2 separate regions of the Homo sapiens genome follow, and region 2 is linked to region 1. The links are chromatin loops, found by intact Hi-C in ENCODE. Cell type or tissue: endothelial cell of umbilical vein. All regions are shown on one strand. Each heading gives the region's core, and the rest is flanking DNA. Links, peaks and the distances in the headings are about the cores only.

The links. Peaks named below come from ENCODE experiments on the same cell type or tissue, not always from the same donor. Only the 100,000 strongest peaks of a DNase experiment are listed, where the experiment ranks them.
Region 2: a loop joins it to region 1, with 3 times the contacts of the local background. A loop is called at or near these places in 5 of 110 quality-filtered maps.

What each region holds. Positions count from the first base shown.
Region 1 is chr9:123,209,207-123,225,357 of GRCh38, forward strand. All of the region lies in intron 2 of STRBP (spermatid perinuclear RNA binding protein), which reads right to left. Among named protein-coding and RNA genes, the nearest start is that of STRBP, 51 kb to the right of the region's middle. In endothelial cell of umbilical vein, for the core only: no CTCF peak of the experiment used is centred there; a DNase peak (open chromatin) is centred at 8,195.
Region 2 is chr9:123,134,335-123,142,334 of GRCh38, forward strand. STRBP (spermatid perinuclear RNA binding protein) reads right to left here. Exons shown (of 19, transcript NM_018387.5): 14 at 5,195-5,353; 15 at 2,047-2,181; 16 at 1,707-1,847. Among named protein-coding and RNA genes, the nearest start is that of MIR600HG, 23 kb to the left of the region's middle. In endothelial cell of umbilical vein, for the core only: no CTCF peak of the experiment used is centred there; no DNase peak of the experiment used is centred there.

The DNA of each region.
Region 1 (16,151 bases), core at 3,667-11,666:
GTTTCTACTATATATCAAGACCTCAGCTGGGGCACAGTTAAATATGATGCTATGGTATAATCGAAAGAACATCAGGGTGAGCATAACTAGCCATTTATTCATCCATCTAACCAACAAATACTTACTAAGCATCTACAAATACCAGGAAAGCACTTGACTTTATGTCTTCAAGGCTTCAGTATTAACAATACACTCTAAAGTGGGATGATAACCTGCCCACCTAATCACATAGATTTGTGGTAAGAATTAAATGTAAAAATGTAAAAGCATTTGATAAAGTACTACACAATATGTTATTTTTGTGATGCCTACAATCATATTCTTCTTAGTAAACCACAAGAAGTTCACCATGTACACTTTCCCAACGCAGAAACAACATGTAAAGAGGATGGCTCTAAAAGAGTATGGGGTGTATGTATGCATGTATGTGTGCACATGTGTGCTGATGAGGGAGGTTTCCAGATTTCAAATCTGCTAGAGAACAGAGTGCATACATGGAAGTGACAGGAGATACAGGTATTTACCATACAATGTTGATAAGCAGAATGAAATATTTTCAAGCTCAGTAATAAAAATAATTTTCAAAATAAATAATAAGTTTGTCTCGATAAATTACACTGGTCATACTCATTTTCTCATCAATGGTTGCCATACACACACACACAAATTTATTCATATATATAAACAAGGTTCAGAGAAAGGGTAAATCATTCAAGAAACATATAGGCTGCTGAGAATTTAGGGAAAAGTCATGGTAGCAGACCAGTGAACCTTATTCAGATACTTGTATTCAAAAAACAAATGTGAATCTAGCTTTTAAGAGAGGCTTATTTTCTATTCAGTGGTTGGGAATGAGCAATTTGTAGTTATATATATTGGTATATTCGAAAATGCTTCCTGTTCTTTCATTTTCTTAAACTATCTTCTTCATCTATTCTACCACTGCAATCTCAAGCCTTTAAATAAGTGTCAACTATAGAGTTAACAGATATGGGCATCGAAAATGAGAAAAACAAAAGTCAATTATTTCTTAAAGACACAAAAGTATAACCATAAAATAAATCTGAGTATTAAAATCAAGAACTTTTGGTCATCAAAAAACACCCTAAAGATGGTAAAAAGACAAGTTACAAACAAGATTTTTGGAATACATACACCCAACAAAAGATAAACATCAAGAATACAAAAAGAAGTCTTTTTATATTCCAAAAGAAAAGAAAAAAAAAATCCAGGAGTAGGATAAGAAAAAAACAGAAAAAAAAGGCAAGAACAAGCATTTCACAGAAGGTAAAACACAAAACCAATAAAAATAGAAGAAACATTATTATAAAAAATGATCAAGCAGGCCGGGCGCAGTGGCTCACGCCTGTAATCCCAGCACTTTGGGAGGCTGAGGTGGATCACGAGGTCAGGAGTTCAAGACCAGCCTGACCAAGATGGTGAAACCCCGTCTCTACTAAAAATACACAAAAATTAGCTGGGTGCGGTGGCAGTCGCCTGTAATCCCAGCTACTCAGTAGGCTGAGGTATGAGAATCGCTTGAACCTGGGAGACGGAGGCTGCAGTGAGCCAAGATCGTGCCACTGCACTCTAGCCTGGGCAACAGAGCAAGAATCCGTTTCAAAAAAAAAAAAAGATCAACCAAATGCAATAAAAATGAAATACCATTTTACATCTATTCAAGCTCCAAAAACACCAGAAATCTAAAAATACCAAGAACTGGAAAAAATGTGGACCCACAATGGCTTTTTATGTATTGATGGTAGGAAAAAATGTTCAGTCTTCCACAAATTGAAGTCCCATAACCTATTATGCAGGGATTTTACTCCTAGGTATACACTAAGAGAAACTCACACATGTACAAACAACAGACACATATTAGAATGTTCATAGCAAGACTGTTCACAACAGCAAAAACCTGGAAAACATGCAAAACGTCCATTCACAGGTAAATGAATTAAACTATGTACATTAAGATAATAGATTATTCGACAAAGTGAATGAACTACAATGACATGCAACATTATGAATAAATTTTAGCATTACATTAAGTAAAAACAATAAGTTCCAAATGATTACATCATAGAATAACCTTTTTATAAAAAATAAACCAAAATAAAAAAGTATTCCTTCTAAGAATCCATAAAGATGTGATAAAGACAAATAAAAACAGAAAGAGGGTGAATACAAAATTCAGGTTTGAATTCTGTCGAGGAAGCCATGGGGATAGGATGGTTGGGGAAACCTGGAAGTCACATATAGGTTATTATAATAAGTACCTACCTTTTTTTTCCCCAATGGTGGATAAACAAGTGCTTATTGCAGGCCAATGAAACTATGTCATAAACAAGGACTATGACTAATCCATTATCTAATTCTGTGCACATTATAACCAATTCTTTAAAAAGCTTCTCAGCCTATATTAAATTTTTACTAAATTAAGTTTTGGTCTTCCTGACTGAAGTATAATTTTTTAAATTTAGGCCAAATCGGTTCAACTATAAAGAGTTGTTATACTATTTTCCTAATATGGATAACTTTAAAATATTGAATTGCTAATATAGTGTCCTCCTAACTTATCACATATGAGTATAATTCACAGACTATAATTTGACTCATGGTATATCCAATATAACAGTATTAATAAAACTGCAACTGAGTAAGTACTCAGTTTGCTACATACTAGAAAGAGAACAAAAACTTCCATAATCTATAGAAAATAATCTTGCTTTTTACAAGATGACTTCTCACCTAACCCCTAAAATATAGACACTAACTCAAAAAGAACCTTCTTACTCCTGAATGACACTTTCAAGTCAACCTTAGTATTTTTCCCAACCTTTTGCTCTGAATAAGAAAAGTAAAATGCAAAACTTCTTCCTTAATACGGATTTTTTTCAGTTATTAGAAAACTCAACATTAGGATTTTCCTAACAACTCAGCCACTTAATAAATAAATGCACGTGTATACATTTAACACTTCAGGGGAAGGTAAGACTATAAAAAGAATTTGTTCTAGTGAGTTTCAATTACCGCATTTTGTCATTTCCAATACGGTACTCACAGAACTTTATATTCACCTACCTCTGACACGGGTTCATGAGGAAAACAGTATATATTAATAATTGATAAGCATTTGTCGAATGATTTTCATATGTAAAATGGATCTCTTGCCTGAATTTCCAGTGGAAAACAAACTTCAAACTACTAAAATTCGTATATTTATTAGCTGCAAGGTTTTAAACTATCCAACTATTTGGATAATACTGACACCCCCAACGCCCCTCCCTAGCCAAAAAAGAGACAGAAAAGGAGGAAAGAACAAGCAACGCCAGCAATGATGTGAGAAGTCGATTCAGTTATTTAGTTGTTATTCACCTGTCAAACATTCCCAGATGTCCTTGGCTTTCCCAAGATAGATCCTTCACATGACTATCAAGAATATTATCCACAGATAAGCAGGATAAGAACATTGAAGACAATCTAGAAATAGAGACATTTCCTACCAGGCAAGACACCAATAAGTGAATAAATTTGAGTCTTAAATACACAAATACGCATTCCCATACAGCGTTATACAAAGCAATTCTTATTAAAAATTAAGCAAAGTAAATTCTGCATCACAGACATTCCTGTGTGGTTCAAAATCTCAGTATTTCACAGATAAAAGGGCCAGACTCATAAATTTTAAAACTCTCACAAGATCATGCAACTAGTAAATGGCAGAGATTAAGTGCAAATTCAGGTCTGATGACTAGACTTCAAAGAAAATTAAATAAAAAAATAGAACTATGTCAGGAGACCAGGGCTATAGTGTTGAAATGGCCACTCAGCCATAAAGGCTTTTCCCTGGCTCTGTAAATTCTGTTTCCTGAAAAATAATCATCACCCACCTATGTGCTCCCAAGGCCGCAATGAAGGTTCATTTACTAACAGTCATGGTAGTAGTTTGAAAAGCACAGTCTTATATAAGCAGGGAAGATTACCCTTCCAACCTAATCAGCGTACTGAAACTCAAGGGACAGCAATATAACGCCATGAACTTGTGACTGGTGTTTTCTCAGTATGCAACAAATTCTCCAATTCAAGAAGAATCCTGACAAAATCTCAGTTATTCAGAATGTGTAACTGATAAATGGAAAAGTACAGCCACCAGGTTCGTTTTTCGAAACTTGATAACTTTATTAAGGCAGGAGAACAGAATCGACTAAATTCAGCTTCAAAAAGCCTACCCACAAAACCCTAACAGTAATAATGCCCAAATACTCAGCTACATCTTTTACATGAATTACTTCATTTAATCCTCAAAAACCATCTGTGGAGAATATGATTATACCAACTGGACAGAGGAAACAATAGTTTAGAGGAATGAAGTGACTTACCTGAGATCAAGCAGCTAGTCTGCGACAGAGCCAGGACTAGAATCAGACCACCTGCGGCCAGTCACAGTGGCTCATACCTGTAATTCCAGCACTTTAGGAGCCAAGGCGGGTGGATCACCTGAGGTCAGGAGTTCGAGACCAGCCTGGCCAACATGGTGAAACCCCGACGCTACTAAAAATACAAAAATTAGCCAGGCATGGTGGTGCGCACCTGTAGTCCCAGCTACTCAGGAAGCCGAGGCAGAATTGCTTGAACCTGGGAGGCGGAGATTGCAGTGAGCCGAGATTGCGCCACTGTACTCCAGCCAGCGTGACAAAGCGAGACTCCATCTCAAAAAAAAAAAAAAAAAGAATCACTAAAAGTAGAACTACCGTTTGATCCAACAATCGTACTACTGGGTATCAACCCAGAGGAAAAGAAGTCATTATATGAAAAAGATACTTGTACATGCATGTTTACAGCAGCACAATTCACAAAATTGCAAAAATGTGTACCAGCCCAAATGCCCATCAATCAATGAGTGGATAAAGTGTGGTGTATATATATATATATGTATACACACACACACACACACACACACACACACACACACACAAAATGGAACAGTACTCAGCCCCAAAAAGGAATGAATGACATTCTCAACAACCTGGATGGTACTGGAGACCATTATTCTAAGTGAAGTAACTCAGGAATGGAAAACCAAACATCGTATGTTCTCACTAATAAGAGGGAGCTAAGCTATGGGGATGCAAAGGCATAAGAATGATGGGTGGTGAGGGATAAAAGACTATAAATCAGGTTCAGTGTACACTGCTTGGGTGATGGGTGCACCAAAATCTCACAAATCACAGGTAAAGAATTTACTCATATATCCAAATACCACCTGTTCCCCAAAAACCTATGGAAATAAAAATTTTTTATTAAAAATTAAGAAAATAAAAGAAAGAATCAGACCACCTGTCTACAGAGCTGGGACTCCTCATGACTCATTATGCTAATAAAGGTTCTGCAAAACAGACCATCCCTCTCTTGAAAGAGTCAGGTCAAATGCTACCTCTCCAGAAAGCCTTCCCTCATCCCATCCCAAGTGTAACATTAATTCTCCCTCCTCTTTGTTCTCAAAACAAGTTTTATTTCCTCTCAGACAACTGTACCTACCTATACTATATTCATACAGATATGAATGAACAAATATGAAAATCTCAGTATTATGAATCTTGACATTTATGCACGTGTTTATATGTGTGTGGGTGTATATATATGTACAAAATCCTGGCTGATTTTTTAAAACAAAATTTTACTTTAGTCTCTGGGCATATAGATTGCTTCGCATTATAGTTTCTGGTGTCCACATTTTTGCTCCTCTTGTTAATAATCACTTGGTATGGATAGTGAGTCCACTGTTCCTGGGTTATGGTCTTAGGCAAGCATGTAACTAAGTCAGTGGAGGTGCCTGATGCCAAAGCCCAATTTCTTTCTTTTTTTTTTTCTTAAAGAGATGGGCTCTTACTCTGTCACCCAGGTTGGAGTGCAGTGGCACAATTATAGCTCACTGCGACCTCGAACTCCTGGGCTCAAGCGATCCTCCCACCTCAGCCTCCCAAGTAGCTAAGACTACAGGCATGCACCACTGGCTAACTGTTTTATTGTAGAGACACGTTCTTGCTATGTTGCCCAGGCTGGTTTCCAACTCCTGGGCTCAAGCGATTCTCCAGCCTCAGCCTCCCAAAGCTCTGGGATTATAGGCATGAGCCACTGTGCCCAGCCTGAAGCCCATTACTTACATAGCTCACCCAATCATTACAGCCACTCTGATCTTAATTCTTAAAGCTGGGGTTAGGGTAAGAACCAGAGCCATGCCAATCTCATTTACTATTCAGTTAACAAATATTTATTGTATACAAATTATAAAAATTCAATAAGGCCAGGCATGGTGGCTCATGCCTGTAATCCCAAAAATTTGGGAGGCCAAATTACCTGAGGTCAGGAGTTTGAGACCAGCCTGGCCAACATGGTGAAACCCTGTCTCTACTAAAAATATAAAAATTAGCCGGGTGTGGTGATGCGTGCCTATAATCCTAGATACAGGGGAGGCAGAGGCAGGAGAATCGTTTGAACCCAGGAGGCGGAGTTGCAGTGAGCTGAGATCGTGCCATTGCACTCCAGCCTGGGAGACAAGAGCGAAACTCCATCTCAAAAAAATAAAATAAATAAATTCAATAAATACAGTGTTGGTAACATTCTAAAATTCTACGAACAAGAAGGCCCTCAGCTTCCAAGTTCGATTCTGGATTCTTATATTTCCAAAGCACAAAGTTAGGTCTACTCCTAATGTCTGATAACAGTGAAAGAAAGATTTCGGACATCTCATTTCCCACTCCTCTGCTGAAAATTAGACTCAACCATGCTTACTCTGTAACCTACTCACAGAAATAAGATGTTTAACCCTTGGAATGAAATTTTTCAAAATACCATCCTTAACATCTTAAACCCTCCACCCTTATTCTGCATTCAACTTAAGACAGTGCCTTCTCCCACAGGAAGCGTCCTCTCATCTTGACCTGTACCGCTACCCCCTTCCTAATCCTTTGCCTGGCATGGACTGAATGAAGAAGACCTCCCATATCTCACACTGCACTAGTTTTGCCCTATGTTTTACCACTTACCAGCTCTGTAACTACATGTTCCTAGAAGGCAGATACTGTGTTTTGCTCTTGGCTGTATACCCCTAGTATATATCACAATGCCTAGATAGTAAGCTCTCAAATAGTTGTCAAGCGAATAATCAAATGAATAAATGATTGATGACTCAATTATAATTCCTGGTACTTCAGGGTGGGAATACGTGCAACTCCTCATCATTCTTTATAGTTGGAGCACAGCTAGGCTCATAATTTACAACAGACAGTCTTGCCATAGAAATGTCTATCATGCTCCATGCAAATATATGTCGTGACCACAGCTGCTGTGCTTACTACCCTTTAGTCACTGAGAAGCAAATCCAAGCTTATCAGAGTGTACTTGAACTGAGGTCCTGACCACGATTCATTCTAAAGATGCTTTATTCTCAGATAAAGGGAACTACCCATATAAATAGCAAACACTGCTACGATATCATGTACAATTACATGTCCCATCTTGTAAAACTGATTACCTTGGCAAGTGAGCCTTCATTTTTTATCTCCCATGTTCCATAGAGTGTACAGGACACTTTGCATTAATTACCTCAGTTAATATTCACATCAACTCTACAAGGTAAATGTGATACAATCAGTCTCTATTTTAAGGTTTACAAACTGAAACTCAGTTAAGTCACTTGTCCAAAGGTACACAAGGGAAAATCTACAATTTAAATCCAAGTCTGTTAGGTGCCAAAACCTATGGTTCTCTACAATTTTAAGTGCCCTCAAGTAAAAGATACCTGCCTTATCTGCTTCTCAAGGTGCTATGAATCAACTAAAAATTGAGTTCCGATGTCAGGAAGAAATAATCACCCAATAACTTAAAGTCAGGCTTCCCATTTAGTATTACATATAAATACAAACTCAACCCGAAAGATAAAAGGAACCTCAAGAATCAAAGCTGCCATAATGAATGAGTTACTGATACTATCTTGTAAAAATTTAAGTCACTGTTAGAAGTTGGGCTTTTTCAAAACAAAGTTACTCAAAATGATAGAGTAGAAGGATAATCTAACCATCTGTTAACAGGATGGTTAAAGGTTAGGAAAACAAGACCAGAAAGAAAAAAAAGCATCTTATTCCAAGAATAACAAACCATATGCAAAGATACTCCCTTGCCAATTTATAAGAAACACAAAGAATGTGAAAAAGAAATGGGAAAAATAATGAGACAGTATTTAAAGAATGTCTTTTCTAAGTTGTCAGTGAAAACAAGGTAAAAATCATTGCCAATTAGACCACAGAAGATCTGAAATACAACCTAAGAACAGCACCATGTGTTTACTTCCTCCGAAATTAAAAGCATGTCCACTTAAAGGCATATTCTCTTGTGAAATCATTCTAATCAATGCAAACAGTCACCAGATAAAGTTAAACCTCCCTTAAAACTATAATTAGCTACTAGTTAGGTTATTTTCAATAAAGGCATTTGATATAATGCTGAACTATTTTAAACTTAAACATATAAGTGGTGTCCATTCTTATTTCCCACTGTCCTTTACTGACAATATTTGAAGATGCTGGCATTCAGTATTGCAAATCCACACTGGCTTCTCTGCCACATACGTTTGCTTTTCAACTTCTTAAAGATTAATGAGCCTTCACTTAAATGCATTTCTAGCTTGTCAGTCCAGATATTTCAATGGCTTTATACAATTTCTCTTCAAATAAAATTTTAACAGACAAGGCAGTTTTTTATTCTTTATAGTTACGGTGGAAGCTTAGTTAGCATCCTCACACTACAAACAATTCCTAAAGAAATCAAATTAAACAATGCCCATAGATAATGTTTCTAAATTCAGGACCCAGCACAATTCCTACATCTTTCCTATGGCATCTTCACAGCTTCTGTCTATGATATACTGTCTTATCACAGATTTAACTAATATTACCTCCTTCTCTCTCTTCTTACTACACATTCTTAGCATAGAATGTTTTCTTCACTGTTCTTCACCATTATTTTTATAACTATAATGAGTTAGCTGAGGAGTGGACTGGGAATGATATGTAACATGTAATCAAAAACAATGCAATGAGGAAATAACCTAAATGAATTATACAGCTTATTTATACATTAAATATGACTTTTTTTTTTTTTTTTTTTTTTTTTGAGACGGAGTCTCGCTCTGTCGCCCAGGCCGGACTGCGGACTGCAGTGGCGCAATCTCGGCTCACTGCAAGCTCCGCCTCCCGGGTTCACGCCATTCTCCTGCCTCAGCCTCCCGAGTAGCTGGGACTACAGGCGCCCGCCACCGCGCCCGGCTAATTTTTTGTATTTTTAGTAGAGACGGGGTTTCACCTTGTTAGCCAGGATGGTCTCGATCTCCTGACCTCATGATCCACCCGCCTCGGCCTCCCAAAGTGCTGGGATTACAGGCGTGAGCCACCGCGCCCGGCCTAAATATGACTTTTAAAGGACATAAATTTCCTATATAAGGTGCAGGGGTGGGAAAATATAATTTGGTTAATTATCCCATATATATTCTATTAGTGACTGGAATTATGATTAACCATGTGCCAGGCATCAGGGTGAATACTAACATACATAATCTAATTTAATAACACTAACAATAATAATAAAATGATGCCTCACATTTACATAGCGCTTACTGTTCTAAGTACACTGCATATATCATTTCATTTATCCTTGCAACAACCCTATAAAAGAAGTACTATTATTTCCAATTCACGGATGAGGAAATAGAGGCCTGAAAAATTTAACTAACCCACAATATAAATGAGGAAGTGACAAAGTCATAATTGAGATTTAGGTTGGAAGATAAAATCAAGCCAAGCTCTTGCCCTGTAAATAATCACTGTATCACCCCGTCCCTAAACCATTCTACAAGGGCTCCCTATGCCCTAAAAGACAGAGAACAGGAGTTTGCAATCTCCATAATGACACACCACCTCACATACAACCTTATCTTCAACAATATTTATAATCTTCAGCTAGAACCAAATCAACCTTGCTGCCATTCCCCAAATCCATCATTCAGTCCCCATGCCTTTATTCACGTAACTTCCCCCGACCCAAAGAGTCTCTACGATTTCAACCCCCCACAAACTCTGCCTGGGGTTCAGACCAAGTCACACCTCCTTCACAGGATATTCTCTGACATATCCAGCCAATTGTAAAATTCTCTTTGCATTAAACTCTTTTAGTAATTACCACAGGCTATCACCATTTTAGCTATTAATCACATACTGCCTCATATTACAAATTGAATGTTTTCAACATGCTTTTCTCCAAACTATAAATTGAAGGCCAGAATTATGTCCCAAAATCCAGTATCCACCTCAGTTCATAGCAAAGTTATACATATAAGAGAAGCTCAATAAATACTGTTAAATTGATGAACGTGTACTTTTATTTAGCGAGACGCAGTAAGGCAAAGTGGGGAAAGTATAGGCTTTGATGTCTCACAGACTTGGATTTAAATCCACTATTTTCTAGCTGTGTGAAAGGGACAAGTTATCCAGAGTTTTTATTCTCATCTGTACTAACAACAATAAAACCTGTATTTCACAGAGTTGCTACAAAATTTAAATGAGAGAAAAAAGACAATTACCTTCAAAGGAGGGACACACTGCCAGCTCTCAATATTAACAATGGATCCAGAATGGGAGCTTCCCCGTGCTTAAAGAAAATAACTGCCAATACACAATTCTATATCTAGTAAATACACAGCCTTCAGGAATGAATGCAAACAAATGAACTTTCTGATAAACAAAAACAGAGTATGCCACAGGTAAACCTGTATTAAAAGAAATTCTAAAGGGTATTCTTCAGGCAGAAAGAAAATTATTACAGATAAAAAATTAGAGATTCAGATGGAAAAAGAGCAAATAAAGAGGTAAGCATATGGGTAAATCTAAGTGAATATGAACAGTTATAACATTATTTTTAAAATGACAAATATTATTTAATACAGTGATGCATTTCTTAACAAAAGTGATACAACCTAAGAAATGTGTCACTAGGCAATTTCATCATTGTGTGACATCATAAAGTGTACTTACACAAACCTAGATGTTATGGCCTTCTATACACCTAGGTTATTATAGCCTATTGCTTCTAGGCTACAAACCTGTACAGCAAGTTATTCTACCAAATACGGTTGTAGGCAACTGTAACACAATCTAAATGTATCCACACACAGAAAAAGTACAGTAAAAATATGATATAATCTCATGGGACCACTGTACATTGTACAAGCAGTCTGTCATTGAAACTTCATTGTGCGGTGAATGACTAAACTTGTGGGCTTAAATGTATACAATAATGTAAACAACTAAAATGGCATGTAGGTGGAGAACAGGGTAAAGGAAGTTAAAGTATTCTAAGATGCAGACATTGTCAGTACTACCAGTTACCAATTAACAATAGACTCCAACAAGTCAACAATGTATCACTGTATTTTTTTAAGAAACCCACTAACAGGACTGTATAACTAACCTCCAAATAACTGAGGAGAAAACATGATTTATTTTTTAAAATGCCCCAGTACAATGCCACTTCCTTTCAAAGTAGGAAGAAATAACTTGTCAAAAATGAAGAAACCAAGACTTAGCAGGGTTAAGTGACTTCCAAGTTGCAGAGCTAGTACGCAGGATTGGAATTTGAAATCAGGTCTATCTAGCTCCAAAATTTATATTATTTCCATGACATCACGTTAATTCTTGGTGGAAAAAGCAAAATGACCAACTGACAATAAAATAGAGACGTTTGTTTTTTGTTTATAGAGATTTTTTTTAAGGTAGTGGAAAGAATAATTAGAGAAAGAAAACAACAAAGAATTTTTAAAAAGAGAAAAGGAGGAGCTAAGCTGGGTGAAGCGTTGGGTCTCTCGGGCCTGCCTGTGTTTCAGGTCATAATCTCCTTCATCTTGGCTGTGGCTGTGACCCACAACATGCTCCTACTAAGGGGTGCCCCTTTCCTACCATGACTCCGGAGAGCCCTTCCTCCCAAAGACCCTCTCTCTGTCCCTTTGCCATTCCTCCCACATCTTGCCACTCACATCCTCCACGGGTGGTGGCAAAAGACAGAATAGGCATGCTCTTCACGCTCTATCAGTAACCAGCTGATGTGTCCTCAGACAAGTCTCCCTGGGTCGCACTTTCCTCATTTGTAAAAACAAGGGGTTGGATTAGAAGATCTCTTAAGACCCTTCAGAGTCATATTTTATTATCAATTAACTGTTAAAAATCTACACTTTGAAAACAGGAAAATTAAAAGACTATTAAAATTAACACTTGTGTACTCTTCATTTAGGTTCATCAATAGTTAACGTTTTGCTACATTTGCTGTATCTCTGTGTTTTGTGAAACCATTTGAAAGTAAGTTGCAGACATCTTGACTTCACCCCTAAATAAATACTTCAGCGTCTTTTTTAAGAATCCAGACCAAGGGTTTTAAAGAACGCTCCACATTCTGATTTCTCTGATTGTTTCTTCATTTCCGGCAATGATTTAAACAAAGGTGATGGTGCATAGCTCTTACTGCATCAAGTCAGGGGGTACTTGATACCAGCTCCTTGATCTTAAGTTTTAGTCACTTCATTAAGGTGGTGAATGACAGATCTCTATATTGTAAAATTATTTTCCCTTTATTAAGTAGAAAGTAACCTGTAAAGTGATACTTTGAGACTGTGTAAATATTTTCTTCTCCCAACAGTCTTTCACCTAATAGTTATGGCATCCAGTGATCGTCCTTACCTGAACCAGATTATTATGTGGGGTATACAAAAAGGTGATTTTCTCATTATATAATTCCTTTTACATTTATCACCTGGCAATCTTCTGCAAAGAAGATTTCGCTTTTCTCTCTTTCTCTTCACCTCCCTTCCTACCCCTCTCCTCGCTCTTTCCTTCTCTTTCTCACTATGAAATCATGGCAGTGTTTTCTTTTTTTTTTTTCCACTCAATGTCTATTACCATTTTGTAATGTTCAAGTTGTCTCAAATTTGGCCTGTGGTAGCCTTTACAAGTGAGTTCCTGTGTTCTTCAGACATGTGCCCCGAGCCTTTCACAGCTCCCTTGCTTTTTGACACAAGATGTTCCAGACTTAGACAGCACTCTTCTGGTCCCACACCTGGAATCAGCCACTTCTCCGAGGTTCCTTTTAGTGGCAAATGGTATTAAAAAAACAATATATGGGCACTAGATATGCTCATCTCTGCTGGCTGCCATTGCTTTTAGGCCCTTTCAGTCAATAGAGCAAGTAAATATTTTTAAAACCATGAGTTCAACAAATTACTAATATCAGAAATAAAAGAGGAGCCACCTATACTAAACTGTTGGGAATTAAAAAGATAATCAAGGAGTACTATGAACAATTCTACGGCCACTGATCGATAACCTCAGTAAAATGTATCAATTCCTTGGAAAGGCATACTCTTCCGAAGGTCACAGTAGAAACACAGATCATCAGAATAAGCCTATGCCTCTTAAAGAAGTTGAATTAACATTAAGAATATTCCAAAAGGAGAAGGCACCAAACCCAGATAGTTTCTCTTATGAAATCTACCAAATTTTAGGAATCACAATCTACTTTTACAATATGATCCAAAAATTGTGCTTAAGTATTTACCCAGTTGACCTGCACAGGAACGTTTATGACAGCTTTATTTATAATCATCAGAACTGGAAGCAAAAAAGATGTCTTTCGAGGTGAATACCAAAAAAAAAAGGCAAATGATAGCAATATTATTCAGTGATTTAATGGAGTTCACCATCAAAGCATAAAAAAGACATGAAGGAAGCTCAGATAGATAGATGATAGATAGATAGATAGATAGATAGATAGATAGATAGATAGATAGATAAAAATGAGCTCATCTAAAAAAAGCTATGTAATATATTATTCCAACTATATGACATTCCAGAAAGGGCAGAACTAAAGACAATAAAAATATCAATAGTTGCCAAGATTTCTGGAGAAAGAGGACAGAGGTTAATAAGTGGAAACGGGATTTTTAAAGCATGAAAGTATTCTTTATGAGACCATAATGGTAACCATAACATTATAAATATTTCAAAATTCACAGAACTGTATAACAGAATGAACATTATGCAAATTATACTTTAAATAATAACATATCAATATTTGCTCATTAATTTTAGCAAACGTGCCAACAGTAATGTAAGATGTTAAAAATAGGTGGAATTATGAGGTGGGAGTGAGGGGATAGAATGATATGAAAACTTTTTGTATTACATGCTCAATTTTTATGTCAATCTAAAACTCTCCAGTTAAAGAAATACATTAGTTTTTAAAATAATAATATAGTACCACTGTTTCAGGGAGATCTCTTCATACTAATGTTCAACAATCAGGTAATATCTAGACATTATGAGCTCAAAACATTATTATTAAATGTGAAGCAAAATTGGAAAAAAGAAACACAAAAGCATGAGTTCATATAGATAATTCCAATTCAACGTTACAATTTTTTTTTATGAACCTCTTGGATTTTTTTCCTCTTCCACTAAAAATCTTGATTCTTAGTATTTATTTATATTCATATATGTGCTTTATAATTAACAGAAATTACAGGGAACAGTTCAACATTTCTTTGCGGGATAAGCTCTCAGAGGCAAGAAGCCACTTTATTAATGGTTTATTTTTTACTTCTGACACAGGCAGAACCAAAGGTGCTAGAGTAGAGCAACAAAGTAGAAGCAAAGAAGAGTACGCAAGGTGCTCCAGAGATGCTATAGTTAGAAAAATTCCACATGGATTTACACTGGCAGAATTACACTTCACAACATGTTTCAAAATTCCGAGTTCCACAAAATTCAAATGCCACAAAACAAAATACACAGTGAATAAAAAAGAAAACATCTACTCATATTTATATATTAGCTCTAATCTTTACAAGGTGGAGCCCCATTTTATAAAGAAACTAAAAACTAAGAGATTAAGCTAACCAAATTCACACCCACTCATGCCTTGTCTAATCTTGTCTCCAATCATGGGCCCAAATCTTTTTTGTAACTATTTCCTAACAGCTGGACACACCTGTAACAAAAACACAATTCTTCACTCACAGAACAAAACAGCTTTCATTAACTCTCTCGCAGTTCAGGAACTAAACAGGGCTACCTATTACCTCCTGAATCAGATTTCACCTGACTTAATTCAATCCTATCACCCATTGTTCCCATCACTTCTAATTCCAGTCAGACCAGTGAGTTCTCTGTTCTAAAAAATGCCAAGATAATTCCCACCCACAGACATACTCACGATTCATCTTTTCACGCAACTTTCACGGAGCATTTACTACGTGTTCTAGGCCTGTACTCGATACTAAGAGGAGAAAGACAAAACAAGAAATCCCACCTCAAAGAGTTAATAACATTATAGGAAAGAGATACTTGTAACTGATTAGGTAGACTCAAACAAGTACTATACTGGGGTACAAAGTCCTATTGAAAACAGAGGAAGATGTCAAAAAGAAGTGACCAATTGGAACTTACATGTACTGCTGGTAGTAGTGGAAAGTGAAAAAAAGATACTTAAAACTTTTCAGCAGACTCTCCTAAAGCTGAACATACACAGAACCCATGACCCATTAGTTTCACTCCATGTTACATACCTAGAGAAACATATATATTTAAACCAGAGGACGTGCAAATATGTTCATAGCAGTACTTACTTGCATTAGTCAAAAACTGGAAATAGCCTATGTGTCCATCAATAGTACAATGGATAGTGTTATACTCACACAATGAAACAATATGAAATCAACAAAAAATGAAGTCCACAAATATTGAAAGAAATGCTGAAAGAAAGAAACCATACACACACAATTTTGATTACATAAAGTTTGAAAACAGGCAAAACTAGTCAAAACCAGTGATTCAGTGGTGGAGTGGGGAGTGTGCAGTGATGAAGATGAGGACACGGGAGAAGTTTCTGGGTGCTGGCAACGTTCTATTTCTTCTGGGTACCGGTTATAAGGATGAATTCACTTCAAGAAAATTCATCAAGCTATACACACTTATGATTTATGTAGTTTGTTTTACACTTTAACAAAAATTTTACTTACAAAAGACAGATGGGGAAAAAGGAAAACAGAAAAG
Region 2 (8,000 bases), core at 1-8,000, 79 kb before region 1:
CTCACTTTGAAAATGCAACATCCTTTATTCTTTCCAGGATAACCTCTACCTCTAGTATGAATGGGCAGGAACCTCTACCTCTAGTATGAATGGGCAGGAGACAGTTTCAAGGTTAACTGTGTCATGCACAGGGACTGCCGTTTTTGTTTTTCTCTGAAATAAACCAACCCACATATCCAAAATAGATTGCTTCTTGGCCGTCAAGCACATTGAACACATGAGTTTTATAGCTTATAGTATGGAAAATTTCTAAAAATGAGTGAACTTCATGTAGACATCTTTCTTTTTTTAACATGACTTAGTCAAAAGTAGTCAGCAAGCAACAATCTGGCAGTAGCAGAATGATTCCACACAAATCTAGCTCATGTCTAGTAGAACAAACTTAACTACCTAATAAATATTTGCACATGGGCTTTTTAAACTAAAATTAACTGACCAAACATAAGATGTAATATGGGAAAAAACACCATAAAACAAGCTCATAAAACAAGAATCATCTTTCAACTAATTTAGAACATACTTTGTTCTATGTTTACCAGAAGATTTTAGAAAATAAAATCTACTTGTTTTCGACATGCGTAATTTAAAGGCTTTAAAAATTTTTTCATCTCATTAAAATAAGTTTTCTCTACCTTTTGGATCCTAGAATTTAAGCAGTGTTTATTATAGCAAATACAAGAAATTTAAATGAATACAAAACAAATTTTGAGATGGATACAATATGCAATAGTAAAATGTCCATGGCCTTTGGGAGAACTACCTGGTTCTAGAAGGAACCCCCACCATCAATTAGCTGTGTTACCACAGGCAAGTATTTCCATTTCTTTGGGCCTTGTTTCCTTACCTGTAAAATAAGATCAATTCTACCCTCCTACAATGGACATAGCATACATAATGGAATCTAAATATAATGTTTAATGTAGAATTAAACAATCTAAGCTTCTTTTTATTACGTTAAGCATTTTTAATTTCTATCATATAATATATTCAGATGTTATGTTATTATACCAGTACTCTCTATGAGGCACAATGTGTCTTATATTTACTTACTCTTTCCCTCACTATCAGGCATATGATGTATGACTAGAAAATGTTTTTTGAATGCATAAATGAATGGATGGAAGAATCTCATATCCACAAGCATGTAATTAGAGGGCCATCTTTTCTAAATACCTTGCTAAGATCCTGGACATTCAGTAGCACTGACATTCCCAGTGTCAGTAATGAACAGACACAATACAGCGCCAAATTTTATGCGGTCGGCAAAGGAAACCCAAAATAAACAATGCAAAAGCACGAAACTGCAAAGGAACTGGAAGAGCACCCGCAGGCTGATGAAAGCAAAGCCCCAGGTGCTCCTGGCAGCTTCCCCAAACTAAACTGCTTAGACCTCACTAAGGTCCAAATCACCTCAAAACCTGACTTCATCAAGAATGACCTCAACCCTCCAAATAATGCTAATAGCCTCATATATACATATAAATATAAATATACATGTACATATATATTTTGTTTAGAAAGTCCATAGAACATGAAACCACTAATCAAATTTATATTATTCGTGACCTAACCCAAAGCAAAGGTCACCAAGTCCAAGAAAAGGAAACAACTTCAGAAAAAGCTAAAGTGCCACATGGACAGGAAAGAAAATTTAATTCCTCTAACATTTTTCACAGGTTCTGCAAAGGTTTAATGTTTACTCATACCTGAGGGATAATCTTCTTTTTCTTATTATTTGCCGCATTGGGTCCAGAAAACAGTTTCTCCAAGGCAGCTAAAGCTGCACTCGCCTTTGCCACTTTCTTATTTGGACCTGCGCCTCTGAATTTCTGTCCATCTACTTCTACCTACAATCAAGAATAACACCTTGCAATTATCCCATGCAATTCCTCTATGTCCTTTTAATTTAAATAGATTATGACACAGAAAACACCAAAAATCAAATAGTGCCACAAGAACTGACTCAGTCTAAAACTTTACATTAAGTTCAGGATATCCTATGTCTTTGAGAAGAAAGATAAGGCTGGCTTGTGTCTGGGTACACACCTCCATTACAAAGCGCTTGTCATGGCTTCCACCAGTCTCTGAGATGAGTTCATACTTGAGACCTCTTCTTTTTTCATTGAGCTCCATTACAGGGTTTTTGCCACTTGCTGTGAGGATAGGGCCCTGAGTTCTTACCTATAAGAGAAAGGGAATCTGAAGGTTCAATCAAGTAAGATTTTAGAATATTACATTTCTTATTAATACAATTATGCTAAGAAGGAGGCTCAAAAATTCTACTTCAAAGCACTCAGGGGCTAGAATGAGTCACCTCTTTACACAAATGGCAAAATATCATTAAAGCTGTAAAAACTCTACAAGCAGTAAACATTGCAGTCATCTGGCCAGCCTTCCTTCGAAGCAGTATTCAAGACCAATCAATGCAACCTCACCACTGTGGGCCACTCCAGGCTCTGCTCTGTAGTGTTCGTGATCTAAGAATAATACTCTAAATTACTAATAACGAGAATAGAACAGTTTGGATTCACGTGATGCCTAAGGGTTCATCATTTTTCTTCTTTAGGGTTAGGAAGAAATAACTCTCAATTTGGGATGTTAGAGGGTAAATGTTCCCATACACCTCTCAGTCACTCTAAACAGATTTAAGGGGACCTAAGGTAAAAACAGTTGGCTATAGACTATGGATTCTGAAATTTTAAAATAACAATAAAGGCAGTCACTCTCTGCCCTCAAGGAGCTAGAGTGTAGTGGGAGGGACAGATATCATCACTGCAAAATAACGTATGTTAAAGAGGAGATACATGCTATGGAAATAACTGATTTGAGGAAGGATAAGAATAGAAGTAGTGAAATAATTCATGCAAGAGCATGAAGGTGCAAATGAAAACAGAGGCTAGCATCAAAAGCAAACTAACAAATAAACCCACAAAATACAACTATAATTTTGAGAAAGGAGAAACCAAAAGATAGGGCACTTTTTGAGGTCAGAGATCATGTCTGTAATTCCACCACACAAGAAATGCTGAACACACAAAATAAATGTCCAAAAGTGTTAATTTTGTTTTTTTTGTTTGTTGTTGTTGTTGTTTTGAGACAGAGTCTCGCTCTGTGGCCCAGGCTGGAGTGCAGTGGTGCAATCTCGGCTCACTGCAACCTCCACCTCCTGGGTTCAGGTAATTCCTGCCTCAGCGTCCCAAGTAGCTGGAATTGCAGGCACCTGCCACCACACCCGGCTAATTTTTGTATTTTTAGTAGAGACAGGGTATCGCCACGTTGGCCAGGGTGCACTCAAACTCCTGACCTCAGGTGATCCGCCTGCCTCAGCCTCCCAAAGTGCTGGGATTACAGGTGTGCACCACCATGCCCAGCCCAAAATATTAAGTATTACATATATAAACCTAATGAAAATCAAGATTCTCTTAGTAAAGTATTCCGTGCAGTTTGGATAAGTGGTTGATGCTTCAGACGTGAAACATCAAAGGACAATTTTTAAGGACAAGTTTAAAAACATCAGTAACATCAATAAACATCTCTTCTTGATGAGTTTTTATAATCTGCATTTTTTGAATTTCAAGGCAAATTTCTAGTCACTGTCTTTAAAAGATAATGAGTGATTTTTGAAACTAGGTCTATAGTAATCACTCTATGCTTTCCAAACCTGAAATCATGTCTACAAAAATGAGTCGAGACATAAAAATATCTGAATTTTAATAAAGTACTATTATTTTAAACGAAGAAATAAATAAGGGCTTTGTTTTCTCCTTCCTTCCCACCATTACTACAATATACAGAAACAAAGTATAAATGTAGTCACTACCAAAACTTTTTATGTCAGTGTAGCTGCTACTAGTGCAGCCCACACTGCTCTCTCCCTTTCTAATTACCTTTGTACTTAATGGTCTGGACCTCATAATTAATGAGCCCTTTTTTCTTTTAGTATATGTAACATTGTCAGCAAAACAACATCTTGACCTGTGACTGCCACCTGTGAATGACTGGTCCCTCTGAGCAGCCAGCCATGACATCATCTGTCCTCCACAGCATCACACAAAGTGCCAAGTGTGGCTTTCTCAGGCTTCAGCCCCATCAATCCTGTCCACACTGGCCCACTTGGCACTTCTTAAACATTTACTTTCACAACTCAAAGTCATAACACCTCCTCGTCCTTCAGTCCAGAATGCTTTCTCTTCCCCACACGGCAAAGCTCATCATCTGAAGCCTTGCTCACAGTGGACTCCCTTTGATTTTACATGATTGTGTAAGTTATGTCTAAGAGTCTCACAACCCCTTCCTCCTTCAAGATTTGACATTATTATGTTCATTTTGCCATCACAGAGCTTATCGCATTATATTACCATTTGTCATAAACACCTCTTTTTGCCCTTTTAGCCTGGGAGCATCTCCAGGCTCTGCACACAATTTCTGAAACACCTGGCACTAAGCAGGTATTAAAAGGGATTTATGGACTGAAAAAATTAGTTTATTAATTAAGTCCTTAATAACTACTTATTCATACAAATGACAAACTAAGCCTTTTTTCTAATGTAAGCTCTTGCTGTTACTTTAAAGCTAATGTTCTTTACATAGAATGCAGTAAACATGGGTTCCATGAACTCCCCAATGTACTGTGTATACTCAGTACTTGGATTTCATCCCATTCTATTATCTGCGACAATAAGTTCCAGTCGGGACTTAATTAGGGTCTGAGATACATACTGTGTCAGGCTATGCCTTCCTTCAGGGCTGGACCAACTAAATGATGACCCAATGTACCCCGCAGCTTAGCACAAACTTCAAATAATCCCAATTTCCTCCTCTACATCTTGTAGTTTTCTGCCCATCAGTTACTGCTGATACTCTTGGTATATTCTGAAATATTGGAAGCAGCTTCCATGGCCAGCAACCAGGAAACACTAGTTAAATTAGGGTATATTCAAGTGTTGTGCAGTTTACAGATATTTTTAAAGTGAAAAAAATCAAGATGTAAAACTGCATGAAAAGATGACTGCCTTCACAGAGATTCATGAAAAAAACTGGATGGAAATAAACCAAAATAATAATTATGTCTGTCTCTGTAATTTATGTACAGGTTTGCATATGCTTTTGATTTTATTTATACTTTTCCACATCTCTCAAATTTCCTACAATGCACATATATGTTATTTTTTTTCTGAGAAAAAAATAAGTATACCTCTAAGGTACTGGAGGTTTCAGTTGTAGAATTTCCAGTATTATTGCTTGAGTTTGAAGACACTGTTTCATTTTTACTTTCATTATCTGATTTTTCATCGGAACTCATACATTCAATATCTGCATCAAAGCCTGTTGGATATCCCATTGCCTGCAATACCTGTACAAATTACATTAAAATGCAGTTTTATTCAGACACGAGAAACCAGAGAATAGACAAAATATTGAGAACAAAAGTTTCAAATCCATAGTGTTTGAACCATAAAACACCTTGCAGGAAGAGCAAGATGGTACTAAATCTGTAAGTCCTTGGTTAAATATGGTATACCTACCAGGGTAGCACCATGGAAAAATGGGGAAAACCTCCTCAGGATAATTGAGTTTAAATACAGGATGACAAATATAAACCTGATGCTATTCCTAGTTCATTTAATTTGGAGGTGAGAGGTAGAGAAAACAAACAGGATAGCTAGGTTCAAACCAATAGGATAAGGACAGAAGTAGCATACTATAAAAAGTACCCTGGTCTAGAAAGGAAAAAATCTGAGAGTCTAATCCTGTATTTCTCCTCTGGCCCTCAATTTTCCAATCTACAAAACAGGAAGACTATACTGGTTGACCTCTAAGTTATATGACTCAATCCATTAGGAGAAATTGGCCCAGAAAGGCAATCAAGAAATTTTTTATCTTTGAACCAACTTGCCTGTCAATTACAAAATAACATCTAAAACTTTCTACTTTGCTTCCAACATAGACCACAATCAAAACTTAAAAGATTCAGTCTCGGCCAGACGCGGTGGCTCATGCCTGTAATCCCAGCACTTTGGGAAGCCAAGGCGGGTGGATCATTTGAGGTCAGGAGTTCGAGACCAGCCTGGCCAACATGGTAAGACCAGTCTCTACTAAAGATACAAAAATTAGCTGGGTGTGGCGGTGCATGCCTGTAATTCCAGCTACTTGGGATGTTAAGGCTGGAGAATTGCTTGAACCTGGGAGGCGGAGGTTGCAGTGAGCGGAGATTGCGCCACTGCACTCCAGCCTGGGCAACAGAGCAAGACTCTGTCTCAAAAAAACAAACAAACAAAACAAACAAACAAACAAAAAAAAACAAGATTCAGTCTCTAGGTTTATTCTCTATACTAAATAAGCCAGGAACAATTTTAGTCTTGTATTTCCATCCCTCTCTCTCAAGGGCTGATTATGGCTACCTCCAACGTTCAAACTTCTTATACTTTCAGTCGATCCCCAGGATTTGTCTTACTTTTTTGAAATAAAGCTTTCAGAAGAATGTGTATATGTGTGTGCATGATTGTGCACAGGCATGCTCACACACCTCCACACACGTGCCTTTTAATACCTTCCTGATTATACTGCTTTTTAGATGTTTACAAGAGAATATGTTCACTTTTTGTAAGCCTCTTTCAAAGGAGGTTGATATAGCTTTGTCACTAATTAGAGGTTTACATCAGAGGATATAGGGACAGATTCCTAAAGACCCTTGCATTCGTTTCCATTTTTAACTGTTTTAAGTTGCTGAGATTTAAAAGCAACATCATATTTCTTTATAGTAACAACTGTACATAATAGGTGCTCCAAAAAATGGTTATGGTGGCCACACAAATGAGAAGCCAGCCTTTATAAACAACTGCATCTTGTATAAAGGATTTTGCCAATATAAACAGTGTTACCCTAAACCAAAAAATCGACCTACATAGAAGTCTGTACCAAGAGAACTCGAAATTAATTCACACAATTCATATGGAGAACTTGGCATTCTTATCATAAATAAAATGTCTTGTATTTGCTTGGGAGTAAAGCCAAGAACGCTTTTTTAACATCTTAAGTTCTAAAAGTGCTCAGGTAATACTTTACACTAAGCACATTAACATCATTTGTTTATATACTTATTAATATTTTATTTTAAAAACACCTTCTCCACTGTCTGAGTCCTGTAAATATGCTCTCCCTGAGAAATCTCATCTCCAAGAACAGCTATCATTCCGAATTAACACTAGCCAACACAGGCTGCAAGTCAAAGCCAAACATCACAAATAAGTTTGATTTGTTTATTCCAATAAAAACTAAGGACAGTCATCTTTTCTCGACTCAACATAGACAATAAAAATAGGCTAATATAAATTATTTAATACTTCTCTCCACCCTTTTCTCACATATCAGATTCACTTATTATTATTACAGCAACATATTTCAATACATTTACAAATATTTTATATAACTGGTGGATTATATCTCAGGGAAGTGTCCAACACAGTGTAACCAAAAAATTCAAATCAAATCATTTTTTATGAACAGTTATTCTAACAGTATTTACTAGCATATGCTAAGAAGTCAAAAAAGCAGGGAGTTCTCAGACCTCTGCAACTGATAAAGATTCTCTTAACCAAACTCTAGACAGGATCCTCTGAGCCATGTTTTCATCAAGGCCCCATCCTTTGGCCTTGTCCTTAAGAGCCATGTTGTAGCAAGAATCCTGCTAAATTGGTTTAGCCAGAATCCCTCACCCTCAATATTTAATCACCCTCCATCACCCTTGGTATGTGATCAAATTTCCTCATCCCCCATTGATATGGTTTGTGTCCCCACCCAAATCTCATGTCAAATTGAAATCCCCAGTGTTGGAGGTGGGGCCTGGTGGGAGGTGATTGGATCATAGGGGCAGTTTCTAATGGTTTAGTACCATCCCCTTAATGCTGTCTCATGGCAGAGTTCTCAAGAGATCTGGTTGTTTAAAAGTATGTGGCACTTCCTCGCCCTTCTCTCTTCCTCCTGCTCGGACCACATAAGAT